Regions from separate parts of the Homo sapiens genome. Here region 1 is linked to region 2. Evidence: chromatin loops called from intact Hi-C (ENCODE). Cell type or tissue: sigmoid colon. All regions are shown on one strand. Links, peaks and the distances in the headings refer to the core of each region. The heading gives the core; the rest is flanking DNA.

Region 1 (8,332 bases), core at 23-8,022, 120 kb before region 2:
TTATTACTACTACTATCATTACTAGCATTCAAGAATCATAATCAAGAAAAGAGGGACCTTTTCCCACACTTTTAAAGGCACTTTCTAAGTCTTTAATACTCATAACTTTTCAGCACATTGGCATTTAAAGAAAAAGGTTTACGAGCTTCATAAAAAATCAGCACTCGAAGTGCAATGCTTCCTTTAGATTATAGCCAAGCATTAGAAAGGTTTGAAAAAGTCATTTGACTTCAGCATTGTCAAGACTCATTGCAGGGTTACTGTTATCACGTCAGCTGTATTTTTGTGCTATTCTCCAAGATGGCTGGACTATTTCCTGTGCCCATGTAGTTAGGTAGTTCTGGGTTTTTACTGTTGCTGTTTATGTTTAAGCAAGCCTGTTGCTTCACTTTTTAATGCAATAGAAGTCAGCATGGCAGGTTTGTTTTACTGCTAGCATTAAAATGCCAAGTCCCCTCTAAGCAAATCCTCTTCACACAATCTCATAGTGTGCTCTAAGATAGCCAGACGGTCATGGGCAGGGGTTCTCAGGAAGAGACAGAACAGGCAGGAAAGCAGACAGCAGCCAGACACAGGCTACGGAGCTCAGAGTGGGAGTGGGTTAGGAATTGGGACAGTTGACAGAGAGGAAATGAGAGTCACCTGGAGCCAGAGCTCCCTGGGCTGAGGACAGTCCTGCAAGCACTTCACCATGCATTCTAAGGCCAAGAACAGAAATGGTCCAGCATGTGAAGCAAGCCCAGAGCCCATGGCCCGGACAGGTAAGAGTTCCACCTGCCAGCAAACGTGGGGTCAGTGGCAAGACAGCCCAGGTAGGCCTCTTGAGGAGGAAGAGGAGGAGCAGGAGGCCACACTGACCAGGGAGTTCAGTGGGAAAGATTCACGTTCTGGGGAGGTGTGGGTCTAACATTCTTTACACACCTGATTCTTGGATTTACATTGTCAAAAGAGCCTTCGTTAAAAAGCAACTCCATGGGATTTCTCCGAGGCTCCCTCGTGCACTTAAAATAAGATTTTGCTTTTTAAATTATCCTACACACAACATTTTGGGAAAATAACAAAAATCAAAGCACCCAAAACCCACAAATTTGTGGATTTGTTTTTAACTGTAAGAGAAACCATTTTACACTGCAATATGAAATCATAGGAGTTGCCCTAACCCCCAAAATTCACTTTAGGATGAAGTGTTTGCTTTGGCTAGAGAACTAAATCCTATCTGTTGTCAACAACAGTCAGAGAAATTTGGCTGGGCTACGATTATGCACTGCCCAAATGGCCATCCAGACCAGAGGCAATCAGACAGATATATTAATTCATGTAGATTAACTTTTTTAAATGAAGTGGTCCAGGCTTGTTTTGTATAGGAAGACATGTATCAAAATACACATAGCCACTCTCTCTCTCCAACCCAATTAATAGCAGCAGCTTCCTCCAAGGACACTGGAGAATGGGCTGCGAATATAAATGTCCCAGGCAGAAGGTCTCTGAAAGCCAGGCCTTCTGAAGAGAGCTTTGCTCTGTTCCCTAGGGTCGATAAAAAAAAGGAAGCTTTGTCAGGTCCCTTCCCTCCAGACACACACATCATTTTATTTGGAAGTCACATGGTGTGATTAAATTTAACTGGGTGGAGCAGTGGAAAACCACAGTATTAACAACATAATTCTTTCTGGGGAAAGATTCATTCTGCCAAGTGCAAAAGATAATTCTGAAAGCTCTGAGCCACTAGCTGCTTTCAACATTTGTTTTAAATCCAGAGAGACCAAGTCATAAGAAAGTATACCTCTGCTCACTGTGGCATTGTTTCTAGTAATCAAAATACTGAAAACTACCTGGATTTTCACTTGAGCTCTTGGTAAAACAACAACAACAACAACAAATATATATATATATATATATATATATATATATATATATATATATATATGGATCACATATAACAGATCACACGCAGCTTATACAATCAGACATGTGTCTGTGTCCGTGTGTATATGCACAGGTGCAGACAATTTCCAGAAGGAGACAGAAGTAAGCAGAAGTCACCTCTGGGGAATAGAACTGGTTGGAGAAAGGGTGTCTTTCGCTCTTCATCCCTCTGTGCTGGTTGAAGTTTTTACAACGAGCAAGTATTACTTTCATAAGAAAAACTAGCCATGAAAACATGTTTTAAAAATCACTTTAAGAGCCCACAGGCCAGGAACTCTAAAGAGCTCATTGTTGACTGGCTCAGTCACCAACAAGCTGTAGAGGTGGAAACATTTTGCAGCTGCAAAATTCCTTGCAGTTTACAAGGCATGTGCTGCCTCCCTTTATTCCTATAACATTGTCGTAGGTGTCGAGACAAGACACTTGCTGCCACAGTTACTGCTCCCATTTTACCTCCGTAGAAATGGAGACTTTAGAGATTGGAGGACTTGCCTAAGACCACAAGGATTGCAGAACAGGGAGATCTGGTCTTGAACCCAGGCCTCCTTCCTCACCACCACCCTGTCGTCATACTATGAACCCTGGACAGGTCACTTCTGGTTTTGGTTTACCCAGCAATAAAAGGGAGACTTTATCATAGGCATCCTTTCAACAAGTGAGTCAACAGTAGCATTTCTATTTTATCAAGGAGGAAACTGAACTCAGAGGTTGAGTAACTTGCCCAGTGGCAGAACCTGAACTCAGAACCCTCTCACCCCACCTCCTGGCTGAGATGCCAGGCCTCTCCAGACTTTCCCCTCCACCTGAAACAGTGTTGGTTTCAGGATACAGATGTTCACAACAGTCCTGGTTGTTTGCAAAAACAAGTATTCTAAAAACTGTAACAGGGAGGGAGGGGCTGGATGGCAGTCCACAACGCCACTCACTCTCAAGGCAGTTGCCAAAAACCCAGCTCTGTGCCCCAGAAGGCCTTGGGCAGTCTCAAAGATTCTGAGCGACTCTGCAGTAAGGGAAAAACCTCAGCTCTGCAAAGCATTGACAACGTGGGAAGCAAGCTCCAAGGATTCCCAGGACTTCTCCCCAAAGCCCAAGCCCCTCCCCAGGCAGAGAAAAGGGAGTTTCCCACACACTCTCCTGCCTGTGTGTGACCCATACCCTGTTCCCACAGTGGCTGTGCAGAAAGGATATGCCAGCCCCATTTGTCCTTCCTTCCAGCATGACAGGCGGGGAGGACAACCTCTTCCTAAGGAACTGACTGACATCATATAGGGAGTGTAGCATGGCATGGTAGTTGTGCAGACTCACTCTCCACACAGGCATGATAAAAACTGTAAATGTGTAAGAACTATAGTATACATTTAATGCCTCCCACCCCAAAAAGGCAAAACCCACACAGATGAGCAAGAGGGAGGGACCTGTTAGGCTGGCACATGCGGAGAAGGGTAGCTCTGCCCTGCCTGTGCCCCCAGCACGACGGGGAACTCACCTCTAGGAGCCTTCCAGACTCCGTGGTTGGCTCCCGAAGGCCATTAGACACTGGCCACAGCTGAGCCAGCAGCAGGGGCTATAATGGGCTTCCCTCGGGTCTTCACCCACACTATGGGCCAGCCAAGGGTCATCCCTGCAGGGCGCCTCAGAGTCCTCCCTGGATTGTGCTGCAACACTACCGTTTTCTGACAATGCAAGCTCAGTGACCAGTTAATCTCCACAAAATCCAAATCCATACTTGGCTCTATTCAAGAGCAATCTGTTTAGGGAAGTCCCCAAATGGCAGCATCGATATGCAGTGAACACACAGAATGAATATACAGAATGGCTGGCTGCAGGAATGAGAGTCAGTACCTCAAAGAAGTACTACAATGTGAATTTGAAGATAGAAGGCTTTTTTCCCATTTTTTACCCAACTAAAATTTAAGCCCAGAGTGCCAAGTATTTGAGTAGCGACTGGCCGTCGCCACTCATTGCTGCGGGGAGTGTGGTTTCAGTCCAGCTTTGCCAGATGAACACGTGTCAAGCCTTTGCATTTCCGAAGCAGCGGCCAGCTTTATTAGCTTCCAAGTCCTTTTGCAGGGAGCCTGCTTGCTTGTCCTGCCAGAGGTGATGACAGAAGCCAGAGCTTCCCTGGAATCGGCAGACTCGGAGGTAACACGTGAACATTTAAGAAACGTTGAGTGCAGGCCCAAAGGGGCAAGTGGAATCAGATTCCAGCTCTTAAGGCAGGCTCCTTTCTGTTCCCTGTCTTCTCCGTCTTTCTCTTCCGTTGGTGGATGGGCCTCCAGGGTCAAGGAGTAATTGAGAATAAGCCAATTTTCTGAATAGCTCAGGAAAGAAAAACACTCAAATATCACCATAAAGAAAAGCATCTAGTAGAAAGCTAGTCAACAACTGTTTATTCTGCAGTGATGATTTTCCAAACATCATTTTTCTTTGGAGTAGTTGAACTCATGTCCCCAAGACATCTTTGAATTTGTCAATCCCAGCAATGGAGGAGGACCCAGTACCACAGAATAACTCATCCAATGAGGCTTCAGACTACTATGAGACTGCGGACATCAGAGCAAGGATGTTGCATTAACCCACGTGTGATGCTTGTGTACAAATATTAATAGCAACCCACATGCAGAACTACATGGCTACAAGAGATACGGCAGCTGTCTTGGAGGACAGCATCAAAAGACAACTGACATGAAAACAAAGGTGCTGTAACTTCACAGCTTCTACATGGAGGTATATCACCATGGCATCCTCAACCTGAAACTCGAAACCCAGTCGCCACATATTAGCTATGACATCATGATATCGGAAGGAAAACATGTAGGTAAGACAAGTCACCAAAGCAGAAAAAACAATTATAACACCTTAATTTCATTTCTAAACTTTTAAAATATTAACTCATGCTTAGTTTATGCCTTTCTACAGAAACACCTTTCCCCCCTGGCCAGTCAGACCTGACATATCAGCGCTTTGGAAAGCTCATAAACCCAATGGAAGGCAAGGAAATGTCTCCTTAGGCTACTGTCATGACAACACACAGAGCTCCACATGCTCCAGGGGTCTTCGAGCTACCACTGAGCTTCTAGTTTCTAGCTAACCTGCACAACTACACAGAGCCCTGGATAGCCTTGGGCAGCTAGTTAAAATTCAATCTCGTTCCCTCAATAGTAAAGAGTAAGATTAAGGACACAGAGCCAGAAGGGCTGAGTTTGCAACTTGGCTCTACCTCATATTGTGTGACTTAGGCAAGTCATTCCATCGTGCTGGGTCTTAGTTTCCTCATCTGTAAAAATGGGGATGACTATAGCACCTACCACATAATGATGCTGAGATAATTAAGAGAATAAACATCACATAGTTAAAATCCTTCTTGGGGAATAGTAAGCACTATGTAAGAGTTGGCTTTTATATGATTTAGTGCATATTAAGGACCTATGAAGCACTTTGAATATAAAATATTTTAACTGCAATCACTATATTTATAAATTTCTGACTTGGGTACTTAAATAACATTTAAGTACCATTATATCCAAAAATGGTAATGAGGCCTAGAAATTCCATTTAAAATGTGTCCATCTAAGTGTTTTAAGATGTGTCCACCTGGATTGCAACACTTGTCTCATCCTTTGTTTTCCAGCCTGTAGAAGACTAAATTAGACACAGCATGTTCTATATATGGATTGCCTTAATTTCATGGCTCTGCTTCTCCAGACAGATACTACAGAGCAGGAGAAGGTGGGCTCATTAAGATACCAGCTGCAGGCTCTGAAGGCAAATACACCCTGAAATCTTTTTTTTTTTTTTTTTTTGAGACGGAGTCTCGCTCTGTCGCCCAGGCTGGAGTGCAGTGGCGGGATCTCGGCTCACTGCAAGCTCCGCCTCCCGGGTTCACGCCATTCTCCTGCCTCAGCCTCCCAAGTAGCTGGGACTACAGGCGCCCGCCACTACGCCCAGCTAATTTTTTGTATTTTTAGTAGAGACGGGGTTTCACCGTTTTAGCCCGGATGGTCTCGATCTCCTGACCTCGTGATCCGCCCGCCTCGGCCTCCCAAAGTGCTGGGATTACAGGCGTGAGCCACCGCGCCCGGCCTACACCCTGAAATCTTAAAAGAACTGTTCTGAGTCCTTAATATCTAGTTCGTACTTACTGATCTATGATAACGAAAGTGACAAGTAGTGTTTCTTAATAAGACTGTATTCAAACCACAGTAGTCTTTGGTATCTGGCCAATCCCCATACAAATACTCTGCTGCATTCTTTCCTAGAGGCCGGATATTTGTCGTGCACCTACTATGAACTAGCCACTGTGTGAGGCATTGGTATACATATACTCCCTGCTTTTACACTGCTGTCCAGGGAGTAAACAGACTGTCTTAATCAAAAATATACATAAAATTACAAATTGAGGTAAATGCCAAGCAGAAAAAAATAGGGTTATAAAAGTGTAAAACAAGGAGACCTAAGATAAGATTGGGCTCGGCCAAGTCTCTTTGTAAGAGGTGACATTCAAAGTGAGTCCTCCATTCCTCACACTACAAATAGAGCTACCGTATAATCCAGCAATGCTACTAATGGGCATTTATCCAAAGGAAAGAAAACCATTATATCAAAGAGATATCTGTATCCCCCTCCCCAGGTTTACTGCAGCAGTAGACACAATGGCCAAGATATGGAATCAACCAAGGTGTCTGATAACAGATTAATGGACAAAGAAAATGTGGTGCATACACATAACGGAACACTCTTTAGCCATAAAAAAGAATGAAATCTTGTCATTTGCAGAGCAACGTAAATGCAACTGGAGGACACTAAGTGAAATAAGCCAGGAGCAGAAAAGTTAAACACTGCATGCTCTCACTCATGTGGAAGCTAAAAGAAGCTGATCTCCTAGAGGTAAAAAGTAGAAAAGAAGATGCTAGATACTGGGAAGGGTAAGGGAAAGAGGGTTTTGGAAGAGATTTGTTAAAGGATACAAAATCACAGCTAGGTTAGAGGAGTAAATTCTAGTATTCTACACCACTGTAGAATTAATATAGTTAATATATAATTTCAAATAGGTAGGAGGAGGATATTTAACATTCCCAACACAAAGAAATAAGTGTTTGAGATTGTGGATATGCTAATTATCCTGATCTGATCACTATACAATAGATGTATCAAAACATCACCAGTACCCTATGAATATGCGTAATTGAAACAGGAAATTTCCCTTGACCCTTTCACGGCCTCGTGACAGGAGTGCCTCCCTTACTCAGCCCACAGCTCTCAACTCCTCGTGGGAGGGGGAGCAGGCAGGTGAGAGGGTTCATGAGCCAGAGCAAGTGCTTTTGAGTGCCAGCAGGAGCAAAACTCCACTCGGGCCCTGTGGCAGCATCTAGTGGAGAGTACCTGCAACATCTGAAGCCCCAGAGGTCATGTGTTACAGGCAGTGCTCTTTTAGCTTTGCCATCTGGGGACAGCTTAAGTGTTTAATAGCTCAGTGGACCCTCTGCCTTTTTGCAAGGGGAGACGGTCAGTGTGACAGCTTTCTGTATCCTGAGCTCTTGTCCAGTGTCCAGGAAAAAATCAGGTCACATGAATGAATTGAAGGATAGTAAATGTGGGGGATTTTACTGCCAATGGAAGTGGCTCTCAGCAGGAAGGGGAGCGGGAAAGGGGATGGAGTAGGAAGGTATTCTTCCCCTGAAGTCTGGCCATCCTCGGCTGGACTCTTCTTCGAAGTCCCGCCATCAAGCCGTCCCTCTGAAGTCGAGCTGCTTCTCTCTGACATTCAGCTGCTTCTTCTCTTTCCCCCTTCTCTGCTCTCTGCCAGTGGAGCTTGGGGTTTTTATGTGTAGGATGCAGGGGCAGGGTGGGCCAGGGTGCTTTGGAAAAGGCAACATTCGAGTGGGAAAACGAGGATGTAAAGTTCTCACTTTTTGCCGTAGTTCCAGGCTTGAGGGTGGGGCCCTTACCAGGGACCCAGCCCTTTTCCGTCTAGAATTTCTCTGCGTCCTGTCCCTATCATAATTATTTTATGTCAATTTAAAAAGATGTCTACAATAGGCAAATCCACAGAGAGAAAGTTGATTTTAAAAAAGCAAGAGCAAACTTTGCTTTTCAATTGCCAGCATGAGGAGAAATGGAGCAAACACTAATGAAACAGACAGAAAAATAAGTGCATCTTTTAAAGCTAAACATATTTCATTGATTGTTCTTTATTATGTCTTTGGTATTAAAGCTTTTTATTCTGCTGTTTTAAAAAAGTGAGAACTCTAGCTCTGGCAATGGCAGAGTAGGTTATTTGAGTCAACTATACCACTAAAAATAACAACCCCTGAAAATGCTAGAAAAAATTGTTAAAAATCTTCTTTAACGCAGTAAAATACAGACAAGATAGTAGTGAAGATCTAGGGAAATTGAATAACAGTGAGAA
Region 2 (8,332 bases), core at 322-8,321:
GCTCGCTCCTTTTCACTTTGCCTTCTGCCTGAGCCCCGTCCTTTGTTTTCCTTTCAGCTTCCAAATTCCCTAGCATCACCATCTTTGCCAACAAAGGACAAAAGTGAATCTCAGCCTGGGAGGAGTGGTCTGCATTGACCCACCTCTTCCCACCCCTGCATTCTCTACTCCCCAGTGCAGCCCCTCTAAACACTGGGGGACCCTCATCATCATTGAGCTCAGGGATCCACTGATTAGTCAACCCAGGAATGAAAGTACGCTTGGAGGGAACACTACAGCAGCTTTGTAAGTCAATTGCTAATGCAATCAAACTGGCCAGCATAAACAATGACCAAACTTAAATATTTTCCACTCACATTAATCAGCTCAATAATTCCTTAATGACTTCCTAAGAAAAGTGTTAAAAAAAAAAAAAAAGCCCTTGTTTGTTTTGATTTGGTTGGTCTTTTTCACCCTTGGTTAAGGAGCTCATTGTCTCCACATGGCAAGAAGCAGCCTGGATTTTTAGGAAGGAAGAAATAATCCGCTGCAGATGGGGCCAGTACTGGTGACCTGCAGGTTGAGAGAGAGGGTACGGTTAGAGAGCTGGCATCCCAGCCCCTGGGCTTCTCGCTGTCTCAATTTCATCATCCACCTATGAAGTAAAGATGCCCATAACTGTCTCTTGTCTAAATCATAGGGTGTTTTTGTGGTTGTGGGGGGCGGTACCATGGCTGTGCCCTGCCTGGTCCTCCTGTGAAGGTAGGACGCTCAACCAACATTCAGACTTCTGTGGAAACAGTAAACCGTCCTTCTGCGAGCTCCAGAAACACAAGTGGCCGAAGGGACGCCATATATCTAGTGTCTCACAGCCTATCTCAAAAATTACAGTCTACGTGAACATGAGAACCTTAGGCAATATGCACACTTTTGAAACAGAAGAGTGACATCATGTCCCTAAAATAAAAAAGCCACAGTCAGTGTTGTTTCCAGACAGAGGAAGCATGGTTTTTACCTACCCCATGCATCCCTACAGTATTTCCAGATTGTCCCTGACCAGTCTGCATTTGACCCTAGGGCAGAGCAGCAACTCCCCGGACAGGAGGGGAGCAGAACAGTGTCCCCCAGGGCTGCAGTCCGAGAGAGGGCTGGAGCATACACTACTCCAATAGCACCCGCTACTGCAGGAGCCACCCAAGAGAGGGGATAAAAGACATGCGCATAGAGAAGGAGAGCGTTTCACAGCCCCACCTCTTGCAGAACTGCAAATCCTGTGTGATGGCTGTGTGAGTGTGCACCTGGGCATCCAGGCATGTGTCTGTGAGTGACAGTACGGGGTGCACGTGTGCCTGCTGCACCCTGGCAAGAGCAAGGAGCCATGGGAGATTGGCGCCGTGTACATGTTTCTGCCTATCTGTTCTCAGAAGGGTTCCTCCTCACACCTCCTACTGTTTTAACCAGGGTGCTGGAATTTAAGAATTTAGAGACAAGGATGCACTTAGCAAAGGCTAAACATCCACAGGTTAATCTGTATCTGGTTGATTTGTACCCTAAGTATGACCCCAGGAAGCAAAACATATCAAAATATGTGAGCACAGAATACAAATTTCACATTAAAGACAAACTGGCTAAAACCCATAGAAAAGAAAAGAACTTACAAACTCATGAAATAGAATCCCTTCACAATTCTGTATCACAGGTTAAACAAACTTAATATCAGTGAGAAATAAACTAGTCTCTGGATGAAAAATGGTTAGTTCTTCAGTTTCCGGGGCCCAAGATCCCTGCTGGATGCCATGTTACTCAAACTACTCGCCAGCGATTGTGCATGAATGAGTGTACACACAACCATCAGATACGCATGCAAAAAGCCACACACACACAGATGCAGATATGTACATACACACACACCCCTCCCAGCCCTGCCAAAGGGAGGCAGCATGACTGAAGCCCTAACACCTAACAAAAGGGGTGTAAGAAAAAATGGCAACTAAGATGTATCCATGGGGAGGAAGGAGAAAAAAAGGAAATGCAGCTTGACTCACAGTTTTGAAGGCATAAGGTGGGCGAGGATGAAAAGACTTTTGTCAAGAGTATACAAAGGAAGTCAATGAAACAGTTGGGTCTCACTGGCTCCCACACAGAACAAACCCAGCCAGACTCCAGATGATTAAAAATAAACTAATCTGATTAGAGAATTTTAAATTTGGATTGATTGTCCAGTTCACCAATAAATGGCAACAAACAATTTAAATCTTGTCCCACAGCTCTGCTGCCAAAATGGCCCGGAATTTGCCAAGCTTTGAAAGCAGGTTTTGAGGAGGTGAACATGTCAGTAGCAGAACAATCAGGTGATCCATAAATATCTGTGGCTAAGCCCTGTCCTGGTAACGTGGAGATATGAAGTTGTCCATTGAGTTCTGGGCCTCCAGTAGCCTACTGCAAGGTGGAGACACAACATTTGGATATAATTAAGCATTAGCCAACAGATAGATGTAAAATGTGTGTTAAGCTGCATGGTAAAGACTATAATTCCTACACATATTCAGAGAAGGGAGAGAAAATCAGTAGTAGAAATGGGTTTTCCTTCATCTCGCATGTGAAAGACAGAGCATTTGGATAAACAGAGAAAGAAAACAGCATAATTGCTCAATATCCATTCTCTGTCTGGCCCATTGTTCAGGTAGGGCTCAGGTGAGAAGGAAAAGAGCACCTAGCATCATCTCCCAGCCCTCACTGTCCCCTCCTAACTCTCCCCTACCCATCGAGCCCCCTGGCCAACTATCAGAGACTTAAGTTTTTACAGAAGGAAAAGAGGGAAGGGAAAGCTAAAATGTCCTTCATTTCTCAACCAAAATGAGAAATCATGAAAGGGGGAACCCAACTAATGAAATGTGATATGGTCCCTGAACTGTTCCTTCCAGAAGCCATCCCCATGGGACTCACACATAGACGATGTCATTTGGAGTTAATCAGATGTCTCTGTAGATAATTAGAGCCAGGCCAGGATAAGGCCAAGGAAAAAAGCATTCCCATAATATACATTTAGCACTGTAACAGCTTTTCAAGGCTCTTTCGTGTTTTGATTTCTTTCTGCTATGAAAATGGTCAAATTTCCTAAGAGATCACATCTACCCACTGGGAAACATCTGGAGGAGAAGAGTGGGAAAAGCTTGGCCATCTTAGAGTTTCTTCTCCATGATCTCTGGCATCTAGGTTTGGGTAACCACTCATGAACCCTGGCCAACAATTTTGCTTCTCACCAGGGCACTGGCACCAATGCCAAGGAATAGCTCCTCTCCAGGAAGCTTCTGGAAGCTCAGCACTTGAGTTTTCACTCCTCTGCTTGGTATCAAGCCAAATTTTGCTCTTTGAGGTATTTTTGCATGGATCCATTATTCCCACAAATGTTTTCTATCCCTTGGTGTTTCTAGTTTACAATGCTCTAGGAGGCAAACACCTGTGATACTGTGAAGGGTGGTGGAAGTCTTCAAATTCCTAAAATAAAGCCCTAAGTCTTCCTCCAGTAAAACCATCCAATAAGGAATCCAACACATGGGTCTTTCCAATGGACATGCATGCTAGAGAAAGCAGCAAGTCCACAGAAGCACTGCTGACAGTGAAGGCACATTCTTTGTAAGGCCGTTCCTTTGATCCTTAATAAAACTTCAAGGCAATAATTGGAGAAAACTTATGCCCCCGGAGATTGAGTGTGCTAGATTACAAAATTCTTCTGGGTGTAAAGCCTTCAGTATTACAAAGCCCAAACCAGTGCCTTCCTGTATAAACTCTCTCTGCAGTGTGAACATGGTTGATTACATACCCTCTTTCTACATAAATTCCCTTACAAGAGGAAGAGGCAGGAAGGCCAAGACTTTTGGATAAGCATAACCAAGATGCTGAGATGATACATATTTCTGACATAAACATTCTTCCAAATTCTGAAAGTACTTAAAATTGCCCATTAAGAGGTTGGTTAAAAGGAGCCATTGCTGTGCAGATTTTTTACTTTCTTGTTCCTTTTTTTAAAAAGTTTCAAAGAACATCAATGTATTAAGTTAGAGGGTTGGGCTAATTCCTCTCTACCCTCCTTCCAGAAGCAGAGGTATTTGAGAAAACTGTTGCCTGCATCTTATATTTGAGATAATTATTTGATAATTAGAAAAAGTACATTTCTACGGGAAGCAAACGCAAAGACCAAAGTAGAACATGACCGTGCCATTTTTCCAAATTTGCCCACAGGAAGTTACTTATTTTTTTTTTTTTAGACTGAGTTTCACTCTGTTGCCCAGGCTGGAGTGCAGTGGCCTGATCTCAGCTCACTGCAACCTCCACCTCCCAGGTTCAAGCGATTCTCTTGCCTCAGCCTCCTGAGTAGCTGGGACTACTGGCACACGCCATCATGCCCGGCTAATTTTTTTGTATTTTAGTAGAGATGGGGTTTCACCGTGTTGCCCAGGCTGGTCTCGAACCCCTGAGCTCAGGCAATCCTCCCACCTTGGCCTCCCAAAGTGCTAGGATTACAGGCATGAGCCTCCGTGCCCGGCCCAGACTTTTTCTTTTGTCCCACAATTAGGAATTTGAATGTGAGTGGAAGAGGCACCTATGAAGCATGATTCAAGAGGCCCAAGATATGCTAGTCACCCTAACCAACATGTACCCTGCCTATTAGGCCATCCTAAGGTCTGAAATTCCACCATGAAGATTTCTCACTGGTTAGAAACACCCCAGGTTCTTCCTTTGTCTTACTGTGATTTGTTTATCATGCTTCCCTCAACTATCTCTCTCTGTCTCCGTGTCCCCATTAATTCTCTAGGAATCTCTCCGATCTAACCCAAAGGGAAATAGAAGGTCTGCAGACTGGGAAAAAAGAAGAGAGTAGAACCAACCCTCAAGTGGCCACAGGGCTTTTTCTCTTACTGGATTGAGAAAGTACTAGGCCTCACTGAAGTCTTCCTTCAGAATTGACAGAGGTCTGCACGGCACCCAGGACCAAAAAAGGTAATAGAACATTTGTTCAAGTCCTTCAGATTAATCAAAAGCCCCCTCCTTTCCTTCTCCCAGTCGATTATCTTGCCCTGAAATTTTGGATGAGCAGGAAACGTAATTGACTATGGAGTATACGGACCTGCACGCTTCCATGCACCACAGATCAACACTGCAGATCCCCATAAACACAGATAAACTTGGGTACCTGCCAGCAATGCAAGGGAACTGCTGTGCTTGCCAGAGTCCTAAAATAATCTCCCCTATCTCCAGTATTTGTTTTAACTTTTCTTTTGCCTGGAGGTGGGGGAGGGGATCAGGTTGGAACCAACGTCTGGACTTGCAACTTCATTGCAATAAGGTTCTTAGTTCTTTCTGCTACCCACAGTTACCCAATATAATTCCCTTTCCTACACTTGGACAGGCTTTTCTCTTGATTGGAAGTGGGAGGAGGGAGGGTGGCAGGAAGAAAGGGAAATCCCCTTCTGTGCATTAATTCTCTGTATTCTAAAAGGCAAACTCTGCCAAGAGCCCAGTTCTGGGAAGCTGCTCTGGAGACAGCCCAGGATCCCACTGGGTGGTCTCATCTTTGGGCTTAGGACGTGGGGGTCAACAGTCCAGAGTTCTATTTCCAGCACCATCAGAACTTTGGCCAAGTTACTTGACCTCTTTTCATAAATGCTTTCCCCCAAATGAAAAGGAAAAAGGGGAAGAGGAAGAAAGAAGTGAAAAAGAATGACACCACTGCAGAGGCAAAGATGAGGTATTGAATGAAGAACTTTGGAAGCAAACCACAAAAGGTATTGCTACACACAGCACAACAGCCCTGCAGGGAGGTAGTAGAATTTGAGAACGAGGCCAAACGGAGATGGTTACTCTACAGCTTCAAGGCACCGGGGAGTCCAAATGAAGCATCTCCTCAGCACTCTACCTACAGTTCACACCTTACAACCCAACCTGGAGACTCCATTGGCCTTGGCCATTAGTTTGACCTTTCAATAAACATATTGTTTTTATTGTCAAGAAAACCTCTTCAGAAAGCTTATTCTCCAGGCTTACTCATCATGTGGCTGCTTCTTATAAAAAACAAAAATAAAGGAAACACTGAAGAATTAAGTAAAAATTAATTAGAAGCACATGGTTAAAACAGGCTTAGAGTTATGCATGGCTTAAGAACGTATTAAGGGTAAAGCGTTTCCTCCATCCAGACTTGAAGATTTGCTGAAAACAAGGCCCGTGTGAGTGGGTGGGTTTTTGAGCGGCTGGCATTTTGGACTGTACCAGGCCAAAGCCACAGGGAGGAAGGCTATGGTTCACATGGGGTCCACGTCCTTCAGCATGTTTGCTCTGCTCTTGATGTCAAGGAGAGACCTGAGAGATGCCAGAGACTCCATTGTCTCTAAGGCATTCAAGTAGGACCATTGTGTGAGACATAAGAACAAGAATAAAGACAGGAGTTAGGAATATTTTTAATATATGTTGATTTTAATGGGTTTAAAATATATATATAGTCTAATTCATTTGCAGCAGAATGAATGGCAATTTCCAAGCTCAAAAATAATAGTAACCCCAGCCTCAAGTTTCTGGCATGGAAGTAATAATTTGAGCTTATTTCTAAATGGGCTTACTAAATGAACAGATCAATTTTTTCTCAAATTTATGATATAAAAGAAATGGATGAAAAGAAATTTGGGAAGCTGAAACCTGCTGTCACCTACCTCTTTCATTTAGCCTCAGATCTGAATTGCCCTGTCTGGTTTCGGGGCCATGCCTGTCCCACTGCACACATTCGAGCTGCAGATATTCACTTTCACATGCAGGGGTCATGTCTAAAAACTGAACCCTGATTGCAACAGAAGCCAGTTAGAAGATTAATTAGTTAAGTATTTAATCAATTAATCCTGAATTAAGATCCCATTTTGGCTTTACTAGCCATAACCATTTCTTTCTTTGAACTAAAATCTTCTGCCTTCATTTATAAGCTCTTAAACCACGTGTTTGAATTTCCTCAGGTGGGCTGGAATTTTACCCCTCTTGTGTTGCAGAAGTGTAACTTAAATGGGCCAATATTTTCACCTACGGACATTCGTACAGGTGGGCTTTGCTTTAAGAAACTCAAGGAAATTAGCGTTTTAAGAACAGATAAAAACAATTCTTCTTATTGTGGGAGGACTCTTTTTGGTTCCTCCTAAGATACACTGATAACAAGAACTCCTGGGGTATTGTAATTGAAGCACTGGCCCCAACCCAAGGGATCGCAGTTCAGGACATCAAAAGATCCTTCTAGTTTTGAGATTCTGTGGTTGATACTAAAAATCAGAACCAACCTAAAACATAAGCAAGACGGCAGAGGACTGGGAAGGGAATTTAATTAGGTAAAAGGATGTCAGATCTAAGTGGAGAAACTGCAGGCATACAAGAAAGAGTCCACCAAAACAAACACCAAAGCTCCCAATCTGTTCAATTCGGCTTGGGATTCTTTTAACAAGGTGTGTGTCACTTTTCCCTCCACCGTGAGAGAGAGCCTAGAGCTGGCCTTCTCTTTCCCCCACTGATAAAATGAGTGGGTTAAACTACATGATCCCTTGGGCCCTTCCTGACTTTAGCGCTCACTGAGTCTGGGCAGAAGGGCAGCAAAAGACAGCGGAGGGAGCCTGAGACTAGCAGCAGCATGGCGGGTTATACCAAGGGAGATTGCAGAATCAAGCCCTACACTGAGTATTACTAAACTTAAATGCTGAAAACTGTCCTAGAAGAGGGAAAATCAATGAGGGCTGAGGTCCTTTGGAGACTAGGGAGGGGGTGGGACGTGAGCAAAGCCTTAACAATTCCTGTACTAGGCTGCACAACATTAGGTCTAGGTCCAGATGGTGAGGATGAAAAATGTTATGAAATCATTTCAGCCCCTGCCCTTTAGCATAAGCTTAGGCTTAATCATCCACTAGACAGGTCTCTGCTGTTTTTTACTGAAAAGTTCCTTATCTAACAAAGAAATGCCCCTTCCATTCACAGGCCCAAAGCAAAGCACACCCAAGATGTAGACTGGCCAAAGAAAGAACACCTCAAGGCCAGGAGCAGTGGCTCACGCCTGTAATCCCAGAACTTTGGGAGGCCGAGGTGGGAGGATCACGAGGTCAGGAGACCAAGACCATCCTGGCTAACATGGTGAAACCCCATCTCTAGTAAAAATACAAAAAATTAGCCGGGTGTGGTGGCAGGCGCCTGTAGTCCCAGCTACTCAGGAGGCTGATGAGGCAGGAGAATGGTGTGAACCCAGGAGGCGGAGCTTGCAGTGAGCCGAGATCGCGCCACTGCACTCCAGCCTGGGTGACAGAGCAGGACTCCGTCTCAAAAAAAAAAAAAGAAG

What was found. Peaks named below come from ENCODE experiments on the same cell type or tissue, not always from the same donor. Only the 100,000 strongest peaks of a DNase experiment are listed, where the experiment ranks them.
Region 1: a loop joins it to region 2, with 2.5 times the contacts of the local background. A loop is called at or near these places in 2 of 110 quality-filtered maps.

What each region holds. Positions count from the first base shown.
Region 1 is chr2:45,878,547-45,886,878 of GRCh38, reverse strand. All of the region lies in intron 2 of PRKCE (protein kinase C epsilon), which reads right to left. Among named protein-coding and RNA genes, the nearest start is that of PRKCE-AS1, 210 kb to the right of the region's middle. In sigmoid colon, for the core only: no CTCF peak of the experiment used is centred there; a DNase peak (open chromatin) is centred at 3,998; H3K27ac peaks cover 411 bases.
Region 2 is chr2:45,762,953-45,771,284 of GRCh38, reverse strand. The region is part of intron 1 of PRKCE (protein kinase C epsilon); the gene reads right to left. Among named protein-coding and RNA genes, the nearest start is that of PRKCE-AS1, 92 kb to the right of the region's middle. In sigmoid colon, for the core only: no CTCF peak of the experiment used is centred there; no DNase peak of the experiment used is centred there; H3K4me3 peaks cover 32 bases.